2 separate regions of the Homo sapiens genome follow, and region 2 is linked to region 1. Evidence: chromatin loops called from intact Hi-C (ENCODE). Cell type or tissue: CD4-positive, alpha-beta T cell. All regions are shown on one strand.

Region 1 (8,000 bases):
ATTAGGGTAAATCCAAGAAAAAAGTCCAAGTGGTGCCCAACAATTTTCATAATGATTAGAATAGCATTTAAGTATTCACCTTAATTTTCATAACACAATTTTGAGCAAGAGCAAACAAATACATCAAAATATGCATATGGACTAAGGCAAGCCTGAAGCAGAGAGCCGGATGTAAAACGGGCAAACTGACACCCATAATAGTTCACCTAACTTTCTATCTAGCAGTATGGAAACCACACAGGGCTCTGAAGCTAAGCGACCAATGTTCTAATCCCAGTTCAACCATACAGGAAAATTACTTACATGCTCTACCCTCAGTTTCTTTACCTGTAAATGGAGATAATAATAGAACCTACCTCACTGCATTGCTGGAGTGTGGTGGCACGATCTCGGCTCATTGCAACCTCCAGCTCCCGGGTTCAAGCAATTCTCCCTGCCTCAGCCTCCCGGGTAGCTGGAATTACAGGCGTCCGCCACCACTCCCAGCTAACTTTTTGTATTTTTGTAGAGACGGGGTTTCACCATGTTGGCCAGGCTGGTCTTGAACTCCTGACTTTAGGTGATCCGCCCGCCTGGGCCTCCCAAAGTGAGCCACGGCAGGCGTGAGCCACCATGCCCGGCCAACCTCACTGCATTTTTAAGAAGATTAAATAAAGTAAAAGTTGAAGTCCATGATTTACAAATAGTATTAATTCCCTCCACCTAAACTACCACCACTTTTTCAAAGACACTTACATGCTGAAGGGGGTCAAGTATGACTTGTTGGCAGGGCGTGGTGGCTCATGCCTGTAGTCCCAGCACTTTGGGAGCCCGAGGAGGGCAGATCACTTGGTGTCAGGAGTTGGAGACCAGCCTGGTCAACATGGTGAAACCCCATCTTTACTAAAAACACGAAAATAAGCCAAGCCTGGTGGTGCACGCCTGTAATCCCAGCTACTGGGGAAGCTGTGGCAGAACTGCTTGAACCCAGCAGGTGGAGGCTGCAATGAGTCAAGATCAAGCCACTGCACTCCATCCTGGGCAACAGAGTGAGACTCTGTCTCTAAATAAATAAATAAATAAATAAATAAATAAATAGTATGATTCTTCTATGAAATCAGGTGAATTTTATAATACGAAACTCACCATGAAAATATGACTTTCAAATTTCAAAAATCCATCCTGACACAGTGGCTCAAGTCTGTAAGGCCAGCTACTCGGGGGGCTGAAGCGGGAGGATGACTTGAAGCAAGTTCAAGACCAGCCTGGGTAAATGAGACTCTCCCCGCTTTAAAAAGAAAAAAAGAACAACTTTAAAAATCCAATGTAGATTAAAAAATGATGGCTAATTTCTGAAATCAGGGCAGTTTCTCAAAACACTTTTTTTTATACCTTTGTTCTGCCTGATCAAAACACATTCTGGCCAAACCCACCGACTACTCTCCCAATACCTTTTTGTTTTCTACACTACCAATTGCACACATAATGGCTGTTAGGTGAAAATAAACTACTGAAAAGTGTACCCTTTTAACTTGAAATACAACAACCACAAGAATGGCCTAGGTTTGCAGATAAGAAAAGCCATTACAGCATTAAGACTTCACTTATACACAATCACTGCCCAAAGAACCTACCCAATTTTTTTTCCTTTTTCAACATCGAGGAAGAACCTACACAATTTAAATGCACTTAGGAAATAAGGCACAACAGTCCAAGATCCAAATTTCATAAACTACCCATTGAGTAAAAAAAGTATTAAGACTAGTAACTTTGGACAGATTTTTGCATCTAATGGATTTTTAAACTTATTGTCAAACGTACAAAATGATGCAATCCTTTGTTACTATTTATCCTAAATTTATTTTAGTTCTATTCCAAGTCAAGAATGTTAGTTTCCTGCAGATCACATGGGGCGGGGGGGAAAAAGAATGTTACAGGACACTGAATCCATCTGAAAGTATAACAAGTTCTGAGCTGATTCAAGGCTTCACTGTTAACAACTTCTCCAAGTAGAGTATATAACCTGGACAACCTAGACCTCCAGCACACCCAATTGAAGAGAAGATATTTAAGCAAGTTAGCACAGCTCTTGTGCAATAGAAAGCTTTCCCTAAGTTGTTAATACTCAAAACCCACTCCTTACTGTTAACACTACCATAAATAACCCATTAGGCCCTCGCAGTTACATCAGCTTTAAGAATACCATCTGCCATATGTCCTAGTAGAGTGCAACAAATGGATGCAAACATTACCCAAACATCAAGTGAAATATGAAAAGAATCTGTTATTCTGTGCTTTAATTCGATGTTGTTTAATGTGAAAAGACTTAGAACCAAAAGTAAATCGACCCACTACCTCAAAATTCCCTACAAGATTAATTAAACGAGACTTAATCCTTCATACTTGCACTTTTTCCGTCACAAACAGGAAACTCCGAAGAAAAGGAAATAGAAAAAAGCCTATTTTTGCTAAGAGGAATAACGGCATTGCTTCCAACCCCCACAGTGAGTGAACAAATGAAAAAGCAACGGGAGGAAGTGACGGGGGTAGGCGGTGGAAAGCTCAATTGGAGTCCTAAGCATGCCACCCGGCTCAGAGATGCCCTAAAACATCTGTTAAGAGCAGCTGCAACAGGGAAACCGGAGTCGGGGGATGAGGGCCGCGAACTGGACGGACTGAGAGTTGTGCCCGCACGTTCAGTCTCTTCTTGGCCAACTCTTTGCTCACCTCCCAAGTCCCCATCCCGCTTCCTCCATAAAGAAAAATCCCCAATAAAAGCAAAGGCAGAGAAGACAAAGAGGCAGGAGGAGGCTGCAAGGAGCGTCCACAACAATGGAGAAGATGGAGCGAGCGAAACTCCTGAGGACAATGAAGGGAGGTGGAGAAGCGCCGAGGGAAACGCTGCTGACCCGGGCCCCGCCAGTGGCGGACGCTGGACACAGGCCGGGCCGCACCGTCCCTGTCATCCCGGACGCCGCGGGCTGGGGCCGGGCAAGCGGGCGCCGCAGGGCCTGGGGGCGCTGGCGGGGCCTGCGCGGGTTCGCGGGCAAAGGCCGGCGGGACTCACCGGCATTCTGATCTCGGGGCCAGAGGTAGTATGTCGCCGGGATCACGATGAGCCCCACGAAGGAGGTGAGGAAGTAGAAGAAGGTGTTCCCACTGTCATCGTACTGGAACTGCTGCCCGGCCATGGCACCCCCTCCTCCGCCTCGCTCTTCTCACCGCCGCCGCCACGACCACGCTCTGCACTCCCGCTCCCAACGCCCCGGCCCGAGTGGCGTAGCTTGGACACTGCCGCCGCCGCCTCTCCTCCCCGCCCCCACGCCACTCTCACGGACACGCCGCCGCCACCTCTGCCGCTGCCGCCGCCGTCGCCAGCTCTCGCGAGAGGAGATAGTTCCCGCCCCGCTCAGTTTTCCCTCCCCCTGCGTGTCCCCAGCGAGCTCGCTAAGGGAGACGTGGCGAGCGCAACGGTGGAACTCGGCGAGGTCTCGCCCTTAGCCCCGCCCTAACGTCAAAGCCCTCCCCCAACCCCTCCCCTAGGGTCCCGCCCCTAACCGCTCCGCCTTCCTCCACCGCTCAGTTTCCCAGCGCACCACGCCGGATTCCGGGCGTCGGCGTACAGGATCCCAGAGAAGGCTTCCCGCCGGAGCAGCGGTCGCGGGCGGTTCACCTGGCTGCGCAGGGGTCCCAGATATTCAGAGAAGAGCTGAGGCTCAGCCTGTCCTGCCCTCTGGATTAATTGCCCTGGTTGATCACGTTTCCTTGGGTTCTGGATCTGCTCCTCCAGCCCCCATATTTTGGAAACAAGTGTCATTTAGAATAGGGGGTGGGAGGCCGGGCACAGTGGCTCACGCCTGTAATCCCAGCACTTTGAGAGGCCGAGGCGGACGGATCATGAGATCAGGAGTTCGAGACCAGCCTGACCAACATGGTGAAACCCACTCTCTACTAAAAATACAAAAATTAGCCGGACGTGGTGGCGCGCGCCTCCATCTCAAAAAAAAAAAAAATTGGGGGATGGGGAGGTGTGGGTTGCGGGAGGTGTGGGTTGCAGTTGTGTTTTCAAAGCAATGTTTACTATCTGGCCGGGCGCAGTGGCTCATGCCTGTAATCCCAGTACTTTGGGAGACCGGGTGGATCATGAGGTCAGGAGTTCCAGACCAGCCTAACCAACATGGTGAAACCGCGTCTCTACTAAAAATACAAAAACTAGCCGGCTGTGGTGGCACGCGCCTGTAATCCCAGCTACTCAGGAGGCTGAGGCAGGAGAATCGCTTGAACCCGGGAGGCGGAGGTTGCAGTGAGACCGGATCGCTCTCCACTGGGCGACAGATTTGAATCTACGCTGTGCCCATCTTGCAGATGAAGATTTCCCCAAGCCGTTACAGATGGTTCCCTACCCATTCCAGAGCTGCTAATTATAACCACCAGCTTCAGGCGGTAGGCTGAGACCTTTATTGTTTTGTGTCATTTAGTCATCAGTAAACCCCATGGAATAAAGCAAAGTATGTCTGCTCTACAAATGAGAAAATTGAGGCCCAGAGAGACTGCCCAAGGTCCCTCACAGTAAAAGAATGTCTGAGGATTCAAACCCATATCATTTTGATGCCACAAAGCCAGTGTGCCCTTGACCCTCCATCGCCCAGGACCTTAAAATTTCCTGACAGTGACTGGCATTCTCCCTGCGGGTTGTGAACAGGAAACTGCATTTCAGGGATGGACGGTGGCGGGAGCAGTCGCTCTCGGGAGCCTCTCCTTCCCCTGGCTGTGGGACCCTAGAGGCTGGTGTCCGCTGAGCTGGAAACTGGACTTCTGCCCAGATCTTTGAACGACCCCACGGTCCAGCGGCAGCTGTGGCTGGGGTCTATCCCAGAGTCCATTGCCCCTCTCTGGGTTAAAAGGATAGCCCACCTGGTTGCAGAGATTGAAAGGACTAATTGTGAAAATGCTTTTCAAAGGAGAAAGTGTAATATGCAAATACCAAATATTACACTATATTTCAAGGACTCATTTTAATACTTTATACTCTGTTAACTAAATGCATTATAATATTCCTTCCATTGTTGGAGGAAAAATCTGGTTGCTCATTGTCTTTCATTTCATGTCTTCAAAACTAGTATCTTAATCAGTAATGCTTTCCTTCATAATAGATTGTGTTCATATGTATTCTCTCTTCCCTTCAAATTTCCTATCTACTCACTTTGAAAGGAAATTTCTGAAATTCATTTCTATGCATTTCCCTCCTCACTTTTTTTCTGCACAAAGTTCAAAACTATATTATAGGTGAAAAAATAAAACCAAGAAATGAAGGGAAGGTTGAACTATGAAATCAACATAGCATTGTGATCTCCCAACGCTGATATACCCAGAGTGAACAATTTGCCTTGCTACAGAAAATTAGTCACAGACTTGTTGCAGCTGAAGTGAGCAGGATCATGAAGTTCCTTTTGTTTGTTGAATATGTTATTAAGTCTTCCTCGGTTTTAATAATGTTGAACTGTTTTTTTATTACTCCTATTATGTTTTGCTGGGCATTTGTTTAAAGATAATACATCAGTTTTGTAACCTTGTAGCAATATAAGTTATTGATGATAAATACTCCCCTTCTTTCTTTCTGCAGGAATAATATTTTCACTGCAGCTTTGGGGTCATGCCTAAAAGTGGCTTGAACCAAATTGAAATAGCAATTTGAAAAAACCCCAGATCAATCTAAAATGTTATTTTTTTAACCAAAGCATGTTCAAGATTTGAAAATGTATCCTCTATTTTCAAAAGTATACATATAATTTATCCTAGAACTTAATATTACTGAACATAGATAACCTCAGACCACCCAAATATTCTCCAAAGCAAATCTTAATCATACCTTTAATTAATTTAATCGCAATTTCTGATTCACTTTTTTTTTTTTTTTTGAGACAGGGTCTCATTCTGTTGCCCAGGCTGCAGTGCAGTGGTGCATTCTTGGCTCACTGCAGCCTCTGCCTCCAGGTTCAAGTGATTCTCATGCCTCAGCCTCCCGAGTAGCTGGGACTACAGGCGTGCACCACCACACCCGGCTAAGTTTTGCATTTTTAGTAGAGACAGGGTTTCACCAAGTTGGCCAGGCTGGTCTCGAACTCCTGACCTCAGGTGATCCGCCCACCTCAGCCTCCCAAAGTGCTGGGATTACAGGCATTAGCCACCATGCCCAGCAGATATTTTTAACCTAATAAAATTGTTTCAAGAAATTATTTTAGTGAGATATTTAATAAAAGTAAATTAATATGGCTGGGTGCCATGGATCACATTGAAGACCAACCTGGCCAACATGGTGAAACCCTATCTCTACTAAAAATACAAAAATTAGCCGGGCATGGTGGTGGTGCCTGTAAGCCTAGCTACTCGGGAGGCTGAGGCAGGAGAATCACTTGAACCCAGGAGGCAGAGGTTGCAATGAGCCGAGATCATGCCACTGCACTCTAGCCTGGCCAACAGAGCAAGACTCCATCTCAAAAAAAAGAAAAATATGGAAGAAGCAAAGCTACAGACAAAACTTGTCTTTAGTCTAACAGCATATATTAAAAGGCATTTAGGCCTGTAATCCCAGGACTTTGGGAAGCCAAGGCAGGCAGATCACTTGAGGCCAGGAGTAAAAGACCAGCCTGACCAACATGGTGAAACCCGGTCTCTACTAAAAATACAAAAATTAGCTGGGTGTGGTGGCAGGCGCCTGTAATCCCAGCTACTCAGAAGGCTGAGACAGGAGAATCACTTGAACCCAGGAGGTGAAGGTTGCAGTGAGCTAAGATCGTGCCATTGCACTCCAGCCTGGGTGACACAGCAAGACCATGTCTCAAAAAAAAAAAAAAAAAAAAAGGCATTGGGCATTTTAGTATTTATGTCTGTAATTGAATATTTTAATCAATTTTGTTTTAATTGCTAGATAGACATTTTCCCTGTAGAAAGCCTGACTATTTTGGGGTTCCTTTTCATACTTTGCTTTTTCCTTAGAGTGAATCTTTCCTTCTTTGTAAGTCATCCTTTTTTTTTTAGACAGAGTATCCCTCTGTAGCCCAGGCTGGAGTGCAGTGGCGCAATCTTGGCTCACTGCAACCTCGCCTCCCCGGTTCAAGCAATTCTTCTGCCTCGGCCTCCCAAGTAGCTGGGACTACAAGCATGCACCACCACACGTGGCTAATTTTTTTTTTTTTTTTTTTTGAGACGGAGTTTTGCTCTTGTTGCCCAGGCTGGAGTGCAATGGCACGATCTTGGCTCACTGCAACCTCCACCTCCCGGGTTCAAGCAATTCTCCTGCCTCAGCCTCCCAAGTTGCTGGGATTACAGGTGCCTGCTACCACGCCCAGCTAGTTTTTTGTATTTTTAGCAGAGAAAGGGTTTCACCATGCTGGCCAGGCTGGTCTCGAACTCCTGACCTCAAGTGATCCATCCGCCTCAGCCTCCCAAAGTGCTTGGATTACAGGCACGAGCCATCACTCCTAGCCAGTTATCCTTATACTACATTTTTGACTTAAATTTATACATACCAAAGTATATTTCTGTAGCCATAATCAACATTATTTAATTATCTACTTGTGGAGTTAGCTGCAAAGAAACTGGAAGGAACCAAATTATGATTAAATAAGGGCACACAGTTACTTCCAGTCTTCTTCCCTTTCCCCCATGCTACAGTAGAACATAACCTTTACTGCCAAAGCCTAGAAAATTATCTTTAATGTTAAACCCGAGTTTTAATGTTATCTTTAATGTTATACCAGAGATTTTTTTCATTAAGAGGCTAAATCTCTTCTGATACAAAGTAACCAATCCTGCTTATGACAACAGTAACATCAACAAAGTAATGTTTGTACAACACTTATGATTTACAAAAATCTTCCAAAACATTATTCCAATTGAAATTTCAAATCATGACCCTATGTTGGAACTTTGACTAGGTAAAAGGTATTAAATCATTGCAATCCTTTTATTTCCTGACCCACTAAGGCCCTTCAGACCCAACAAAACCACAATCTCCTATC
Region 2 (8,000 bases), 840 kb before region 1:
TGTGGTGGCGCATACTTGTAGGCCCAGCTACTTGAGAGGCTGAGGTGGGAGGATCGCTTGAGCCCGGGAGTCAGTGGTTGCAATGGGCCTAGACTGTGCCACTGCACTCCAGGTTGGGTGAAAGAGAAAGACCCTGTCTCAAAAATTCCCAGAGTAAAATTGACTCTCTAGGAGTGTATCATTCTATGAAAGATAACACATGTAGGCTAGGCGTGGTGGCTCACGCCTGTAATCTCAGCACTTCGGGAGGCCGAGGTGGGCAGATCACCTAAGGTCAGGAGTTTGAGACCAGCCTGGCCAACATGGTGAAACCCCGTCTCTACTAAAAATACAAAAATTAGCCGGGTATGGTAGTGCATGCCTGTGATCCCAGTTACTCGGGAGGGTGAGGCAGGAGAATCACTTGAACCCAGGAGGCGTAGGATGCACTGAGCCGAGATTGTGCCACTGCATTCTAGCCTGGGTGACAGAGTGAGACTGCATCTCAGAAAAAAAAAAAGAGAGAGATAACACATACACATCCCTATAAACACCCCTAAAAAGATACAGAATAGGTTTCCCATTCCAAAGAGTAATTCTACAATTAATTCCCCAAGCTTACCTTAGCCAATGATGGGAACAATACAATTAGGTTAGCAACCAAAACCTATCACTTAACACCAAAATTAAGCACCAGGCCAGGCGCGATGGCTTACACCTGTAATCCTAACACTTTGGGAGGCTGAGGCCGGTGGATCACTTGAGGTCAGGAGTTCAAGACCAACCTGGCCAATAAGGTGAAACCCCATCTCTACTAAAAATACAAAAATTAGATGGGTGTGGTGCCACGCACCTGTAATCCCAGTTACTTGGGAGGCTGAGGCAGGAGAATCACTTGAACCCAGGAGATGGATGTTGCAGTGGGCCGAGATCGCGCCACTGCACTCCAGCCTGGGCACCAGAGTGAGACTCCGTTTCAAAAAAAAAAAAAAAAAAAAAAAAATTAAGCACCAGGAAAAAAACACTACATCCCAGCCTCCCATATACAAACACCAAATCATTTTTGCTGGTTGGCTAGCGACCTTCATACTCTATGCTTCTACATTATACAATTTGAGGTCTTTAAACTTTTCATCATGGTGTCAATACAATTCATATAAACATGCTGTTTTCCTTCTCATTGTTTCCAGGGACTTTCTAGGCAGCGCTAAAAAGTAGCAGGTGAGACATTAATATAGGATATTACATTTTCACCTAATCAAACCTGTGTCAGGGCTCACTCCAATTTTTCTCTTTGTAATTATTGGACATTCTGCTATGCTTCTGCTCACACAGGGGTGCTTAGGAGCCAAGAAAGAACCCACAGGGAGAGGATGTAAAGAAAATGTGTCAATATGGCACCTGTTAATAGATTGTTGGGATGCTGACTGTCTCATCTGCCAGTTCCTAACCAGCCTATCGTCTTGCTGGGCATGGAGAAGGTAGGCGGAATCACATAAAACTTTCCCATTATATTAGTTCTTCAGCAAGAAGATGGCATCTCTGGTATCAACAACAACAAAAAAAAACGCTGGGCGTGGTGGTACACGTCTGTAATCCCAGCACTTTGGGAGGCCGAAGCTGGCGAATGACCTGAGGTCGGGAGTTCGAGACCAGCCTGACCAACATGCAGAAATCCCCTCTCTACTAAAAATACAAAACTAGCCGGGCATGGTGGCGCGCGCCTATAATCCCAGTTACTTGGGAGGCTGAGGCAGGAGAATCACTTGAACCCAGGAGGCAGAGGTTGCGGTGAGCCAAGATCAGACCATTGCAATCCAGCCTGGGCAACAAGAGCAAAACTCTGTCTCAAGAAAAAAAAAAAAAAAAGAAAGGCTGGGCGCGGTGGCTCACGCCTGTAATCCCAACATTTTGGGAGGCCAAGGTGAGCGGATCATGAGGTCAGGAGATTGAGACCATCCTGGCTAACACGGTGAAAGCCCGTCTCTATTAAAAATACAAAAAATTAGCCGGGAGTGGTGGCACGCGCCTGTAGTCCCAGCTACTCGGGAGGCTGTGGCAGGAAAATCCCTTGAACCTGGGAGGCGGAAGTTGCAGCGAGAAGAGATCACGCCACTGCACTACAGCCTGGTGATAGAGCGAGACTCTGTCTAAAAAAAAAAAGCACGGTGGCTCATGCCTGTGATCCCAACACTTTGGGAGGCCAGGCAGGCAGATCACCTGAGGTCCGGAAACCAGCCTGGGCAACATGGTGAAACTCCGTCTCTACTACAAATACAAACATTAGCAAGGCATGGTGGCACATGGACTGTAATCCCAGCTACTCCGTGAGGCTGAGGCAGGAAAATCGCTTGAACCCGGGAGGCAGACGTTGCAGTGAGCAGAGATCAAGCCACTGCACTCCAGCCCGGGTGACAGAGCGAGACTCCGTCTCAAAAAAAAAAAAAAAACAAAAAAAAAACTCATGTTCCATGACAGGAGGTTGATGTGACAGATTTCAAGGGCCACACAGACACCAGCTAACCCAGCAGCAGCAACTGGCGCTCTGGCTCCATCTTTCCTCTAGAATCCAAGAGGCTCTCTCCATTCATTTAGGAAATACGCACTGAACGCCTACTAAGTTATGAGACACCGGGTTAGAGGCTGGGGATGTGAAACTGTGAGGGAGATAAAAAATCTTGCCCAAGTCCCAGTACCGAGGAAAGCTTGACAGGCTCTTGTATGGTAGTATAAAGCCAATATCTAGGGATGAATGGTTTAAAAAAAAAAGAGAGAAAAACGGACTGCAAGGGTGGAAGTGGGGAGCGGGTAACAAGAGAAAGTCCTCCATCCCAGCCGTTTATATACCTGGCTACCTGAAGGACTCAGTTCCTTACCTCAGTTTCCTGCAACCGTAGCTTTCTGGCACTATGCCACGCTGCCCTGTGGCATGTTTACTATTTGTATTCAACCATTCAAAAGTTACTTTAAGGAGATGAACTGCACATTTCCAACTCTAGTGAGTAACCTTGTTCCTCCCGGCACTCTTGTCGAGTTAGCGTTTACGTGCAGAATTCTTCCAGAAAGACCACCTGAGCAATCAATAAAACTTTTATCTCTGTAAAAACACCTTGTTTAAAATAGCTACATAGGGAGACGTAGGTAAACAAGCACACAAGGGCCTCCAAATCGGTGGTGCACAGCTCACGGATGAGGCAAGGGCAAAGCATGCGTGGGAAATCACGTTTATCATAGAGAAGGAAAGGAGCGCTCACGAGGAGCGGCGAGCGCCCCAGGCTTCAGCTTTGCGGCCGGCCGGCCAGGCCTCGCGCCAGCCCGGGTGCACACCCAAGGCGCCGGGCCCGCCTCCAGCTCCTGGGCAGCGGGAACCGCGAACCGCCGTGGAACGGCCGGGAAGGGAGCGCTGCGCCCCCTGGCGGCGGGGCCCATCCCTCTCCGCTCCCGGCCGCCGCCGCCGCGGGCCGGCCTCGCTCCATTTGCAGCCTCCGGAGGCTTCGTTCCTCCGAGCGGCTGCTCCCCCGGCCTCCCGCTCGCCGCCCGGCATCTCCCTCCAGTCCCCGCCCCCTGCTCCCGCTCCGACACCCCCTTCCACACGCCGAGCAGTGCCCCGCCAAAGCCCCGCCGAGCGCGAGCGCCAAGCCGCCGCGAGTACGGCAGAGCCTTCCGGCCGCCCCGGCCGCTCCATCGCGGCGCCCGGCGGGGGTGCGGGGCCGGCGCGCGGCGCGAGTGGGGCGGGCGGCGGCGGCGGCGCGGACGGTTCCACCGCGCGAACCCCCCGCCCCCGCGCGGCGCGCGTGCTCCCCAGAACGCCATGGAGCCGCCGCGTTCCGAGCGGGCACAAAGGGGCGCGCAGCACAATGGGCGCGGCGAGCCCGTGGGCGCCCGGCGCCCGCTCCGGTCGCTCGGCCCGCGCGGGGGTGGGCGCTACTACCGGCGGGCGCGCTCGGAGCAGCCCCCCTCCGCGTCCCCTCCCCTGCTCCCGCCCCCACCCCGGCATGGATGTTGCAGCCACTCTACCGGCCGCTCGCCCCGGAGCCGCCAACGCTGCCGCCGCCGCGCGGCCGGCTTGATCCGCCCCGCACTTACCTGGGACGCGAGTTCTGTACTTTGCCGGGCGGGCCCGCGCCGAGTTTGGGCGCCACGTGGGGGGGAGGGCGCGGGGCCGGGGAGTGGGGGCCGCGCGCGGAGGGCCTGGCCAGGGCGGCCCGGGGAGGCGCTGGGGGCGGCGGGCGGGCGAGCGCCGTGTATTTTCCCCTCTCTTTGTGTGTGTCCGTGCGCTGCGCTCTCGCGTGACGTGACGGGACTCCGTGTGTCATTTCCGCACAAGGACACAGGAGCCCCCGCTGCAGTGGAACCACAACCCCTCCGCCCCCACCCCCGGCCCGCCCCTCCCCCTCAGCGGGGCACACGCGGGACCGGCGGCGGCGGCGCTCGGGCGTGAACGGCCGCGGCGGGGAGCTCGGGCGCGCACTCCCGGGACCCAGGCGGCCCGGCGCGCTCGGCCAGCGCAGTGGCTCCACGTGGGCCCGCGCTGGCTGCCCGGGGCGGGGGCGGCGGCCGCGCACCCACGGCGCGCCGGGCAGGCGCCGCGAACAATGTCCCCTGTACCCCATGTGTCCTCCCACCGCGAGTTCGTCCTCGGAAACGTGGTTTCTCAGACCCGAGAGTTTGGCCCCAAACGGCTTTTTCTACTTTTTTGCCCCTTGCGGGACGGCGACTGTGCGGAGCTTGTCCCGCCTCGCGCCCACGCCTCTCCCGCATTTTTGGCCTTTGGGCCGCAGCCCAGGCCCCCGGGGCCGGTCTTCCCGCGCCGCCACCGGCACAAAGACCTTGGGGCGCGAGGGCCCGGGTGGCTCCTGCGGCCCCGCGGGGCGGCATGGAGTCCGGCGGGACCCGGGAGAGCGACCCTGGCGCTGGGAAAAGCTGGCTCTGGCCACTCCCCCTGCACGGTGGCCGCCCTCTGTTGTGAGCCTCAGAGCTAAAATCTGCTCTTGCAACCCGAAGTTCTGGGGTGTGAGGCTGCGGAGCGAGAGCTTCGGAAGCGCCCGCGCTCACAGACACACACCCCACAAACACAAACCCACGGGCTGTCTGCGCCGAGCGCCTAAAATAGAAAAACACGAGTCACCAACTCAATAAAGGCTGATTCTGTCTACTCCTAACTCTTGGACTGTAGATTCCCAGTTGATAAATACGAAATCTACCCCTCGGGTATTTTCTCAAGTCTCAGTGGCTGGGTAGGGGGAGGGGGAGGTGCTGGGTGAGAGTCAGGGAAGCCCAATTCAACAGTTTAGCCACGTTTGTATTTTAGGCAAACAATGAGAATGTAAATTTAAGAAAAATCCTTTAATTTGCCGATCAAAGAAAGTATAAAAAGAAAAATGCAAATGATCCCATCTGCTGCTCACAGCTGACTGGCTGCAAGGGAGGACCATGTGGCACGGCCCTGCGCGGTCAGTGAATAGGTAGAATAGATTTTTAAAAGAAGGCATATGTTGGCTCCTTGCTGCCCAGTCGCGGCGAGGGTTTGAATTAACGTATAGTTTGGGTTTACCGTACCCTCCTTCAGACCACTCCAATTGGGAATTTAGTAATTATGCAAGTTCCCCCCCTTCGGGCTTGAAATCAAAAGGCACAGGGTTAAGTTTGAGGAACTACGTGGAACATTCTCGAGCTGTATTTGGATTACTGGTTTAGTGAAGTCAGTACTAATTGCTATGCAAAATTAAGCAAGCAGCCTGAAGAACCAAGCCCTGCATCCAGGGGGTGCTTTTATAGAAGAATCTATACGTGCTCAGTGTCATTGAAAACAGGATGATGAAAAGAATGGGGCCGAGATAGCAGCCCTTCAAATTCAAAAGACTTAGGTCGCCCTATCTACATTTAAAATAGGGCGGAGGGAGGAAGGGAGGAGGACTGCTTGGGGGAGAATGGTTAATTTATACATTCGCAGAAGACTGAGGGGAGGCACTTCGATTTCTGCAGAGAACTTGACTTTTACACTTGCACATTAAATAACACGTACGACACAGTACATCGCTTGACTTAGTTAACAGATACACCAGTTTTATTCTCACCTTCAATTTAATGTGACAGTTATAATTAGAATTTTTAAAGTAGAAGTTGCATTTCATTAGTTCAGTTTTCTAGGATTTCCCAGTAGAAGAGTTAGGAATAGTTAAGTAGCACTTAAGCACATTTTGCATTTAAATCACTTTGCTGTGGTGCTTTAAGAATGTAAAACGACCTTGTTAAATTTTTGGAAAGAGGACTAGATGAAACGTGTGTAGTGAGGGGATATATATTTAACCAATCTTTCACAGTGACAACTCAGGTTTTTAAGGAGAAATTAAATAATAAGACAATAGAGATAGAAATTAACATTTCTCTGTTCATATTGCTTGAAACAAAAGATTTCTGTCAAATACAATAATTGAACTGATATAGCTGACTTTTCAAAACAACTTTCAGGAAACTCAAACGGACCTTGAATATTATTGTAAAAGTATGTATCTTATATTTGCATAAATGGATCTATCTACTTAACAAAGTAAGTGGCTTGTTTCAAATAAGTTATTAATAGAAATAGAAGTCATTGCTATCCAAGAAAGGAAATCACCTTCCTTCAAATGGTTTTCTATGTGGTTTTCTTTTTTATATGGAGAAGGAAAATAACGCATAAAGGTGAAAAATGTATTGGAATAGTTGTATATAATTTTGGAAACTTCAAGACATAATAGTTTTGAAAGTGCAGTAACAGTTCATGGTTCATACGGATGTGTGTGTAAAGACCCGGAAAAATAACAACCTGGTTTTTAGAGGTCTGCTCAATTTGAAATTGCTTAATAAAAAATGCATTTTTCAAGATTTCAAATTAGAGCTGCTGCCATCGATCTAGTCAACTCATTTTCATTTGTACCTGAGTAAAATGTAGCAGGGGGAAAACTGGCTACTTGACCATATAAAACACTGAGACACTAAATGTAAAAACTCAAATGGAAAATTGCGTTATATAAAATGGGATATAAAAGAAGATTGGGATATAAAATGTAAATATATATAATTAAGAGTGGCAGACAGACAGACATTAGGTTTCAGATAACTGTTACTCTAAAGGCTTTTATCATTGCTAAAATATATTTATAGTTGGCAAGACAATATTTAGTAGGACTTTTTTTCAGTAAAGACTTAAAACAACGCAACAGATTTCACTGTTACTTGTGAGACATTTCCACTTTATTTCTTGCCTGCTGGATGTATAATTTCGCCAAGTCTTCAACTTCAAACAGAAGTAGCTGGCAGATCCAGATTCTGTGAATACTCACAACAGAAAAGTAAGAGGGTGAAAAACAGGGGCGTGAGAGGTAGTACTATATTAAATAGGACCTACAGAAAGACATGCCTCAATGGTTAACCCCTGTGTGCTGAAAAAATAAACAACTATCTTTTTTTTTTTTTTTTTTTTGAGACGGAGTCTCGCTCTGTCGCCCAGGCTGGAGTGCAGTGGCGCGATCTCAGCTCACTGCAACCTCCGACTCCCTGGTTCAAGCGATTCTCCTGCCTCAGCCTCCTGAGTAGCTGGAATTACAGGCATGTGCCACCACGCCCAGCTAATTTTTGTATTTTTAGTACAGACCGGGTTTCACCATCTTGGCCAGGATGGTCTCGATCTCCTAACCTTGTGATCCGACCGCCTCAGCCTCCCAAAGTGCTAGAATTATAGACGTGAGCCACCACGCCCGGCCAACAACTATCTTTATTGGAATGTGGAGCAGGTAAGTGATATACCATGACCCAACATGAAAAAAATGAGGTTTCAAATGAAAAGTTACAGACAATTTGTGCTGGACATTTTCCTTATGTGTAGGAGAACTATTTAATAATTTATAGCAGCTTGAGATTGTAAGCACCCAGTACAGCCATCAGGATCTGATTTTTGTTGAATATCTGGTTTGCACAATAGGATTCTGCAAAAAGAAACATGAGGGAGAGTGAAAACTGCTGCAGTCCCACTCTCAATT

Evidence for each region. Peaks named below come from ENCODE experiments on the same cell type or tissue, not always from the same donor. Only the 100,000 strongest peaks of a DNase experiment are listed, where the experiment ranks them.
Region 2: it touches region 1 in a loop (3.0-fold over the local background); 5 of 110 quality-filtered maps call a loop at or near these places.

The regions. Positions count from the first base shown.
Region 1 is chr6:107,954,840-107,962,839 of GRCh38, forward strand. It overlaps SEC63 (SEC63 protein translocation regulator), which reads right to left and starts at 3,369. Exons shown (of 21, transcript NM_007214.5): 1 at 3,047-3,369. The coding sequence starts at 3,170. RefSeq lists enhancers at 2,808-3,409, 4,012-4,612 and a silencer at 3,032-3,571. In CD4-positive, alpha-beta T cell, no CTCF peak of the experiment used is centred here; DNase peaks (open chromatin) are centred at 2,532 and 3,412; H3K4me3 peaks cover 2,365 bases; H3K27ac peaks cover 1,290 bases.
Region 2 is chr6:107,111,025-107,119,024 of GRCh38, forward strand. It overlaps BEND3 (BEN domain containing 3), which reads right to left and starts at 4,491. Exons shown (of 4, transcript NM_001367314.1): 1 at 4,066-4,491. RefSeq lists silencers at 3,205-4,114, 4,245-4,294, 4,335-4,384 and enhancers at 4,977-5,740, 5,741-6,506. In CD4-positive, alpha-beta T cell, a CTCF peak has its summit at 3,366 (motif pointing left); DNase peaks (open chromatin) are centred at 3,397, 4,277, 4,987 and 5,737; H3K4me3 peaks cover 2,197 bases.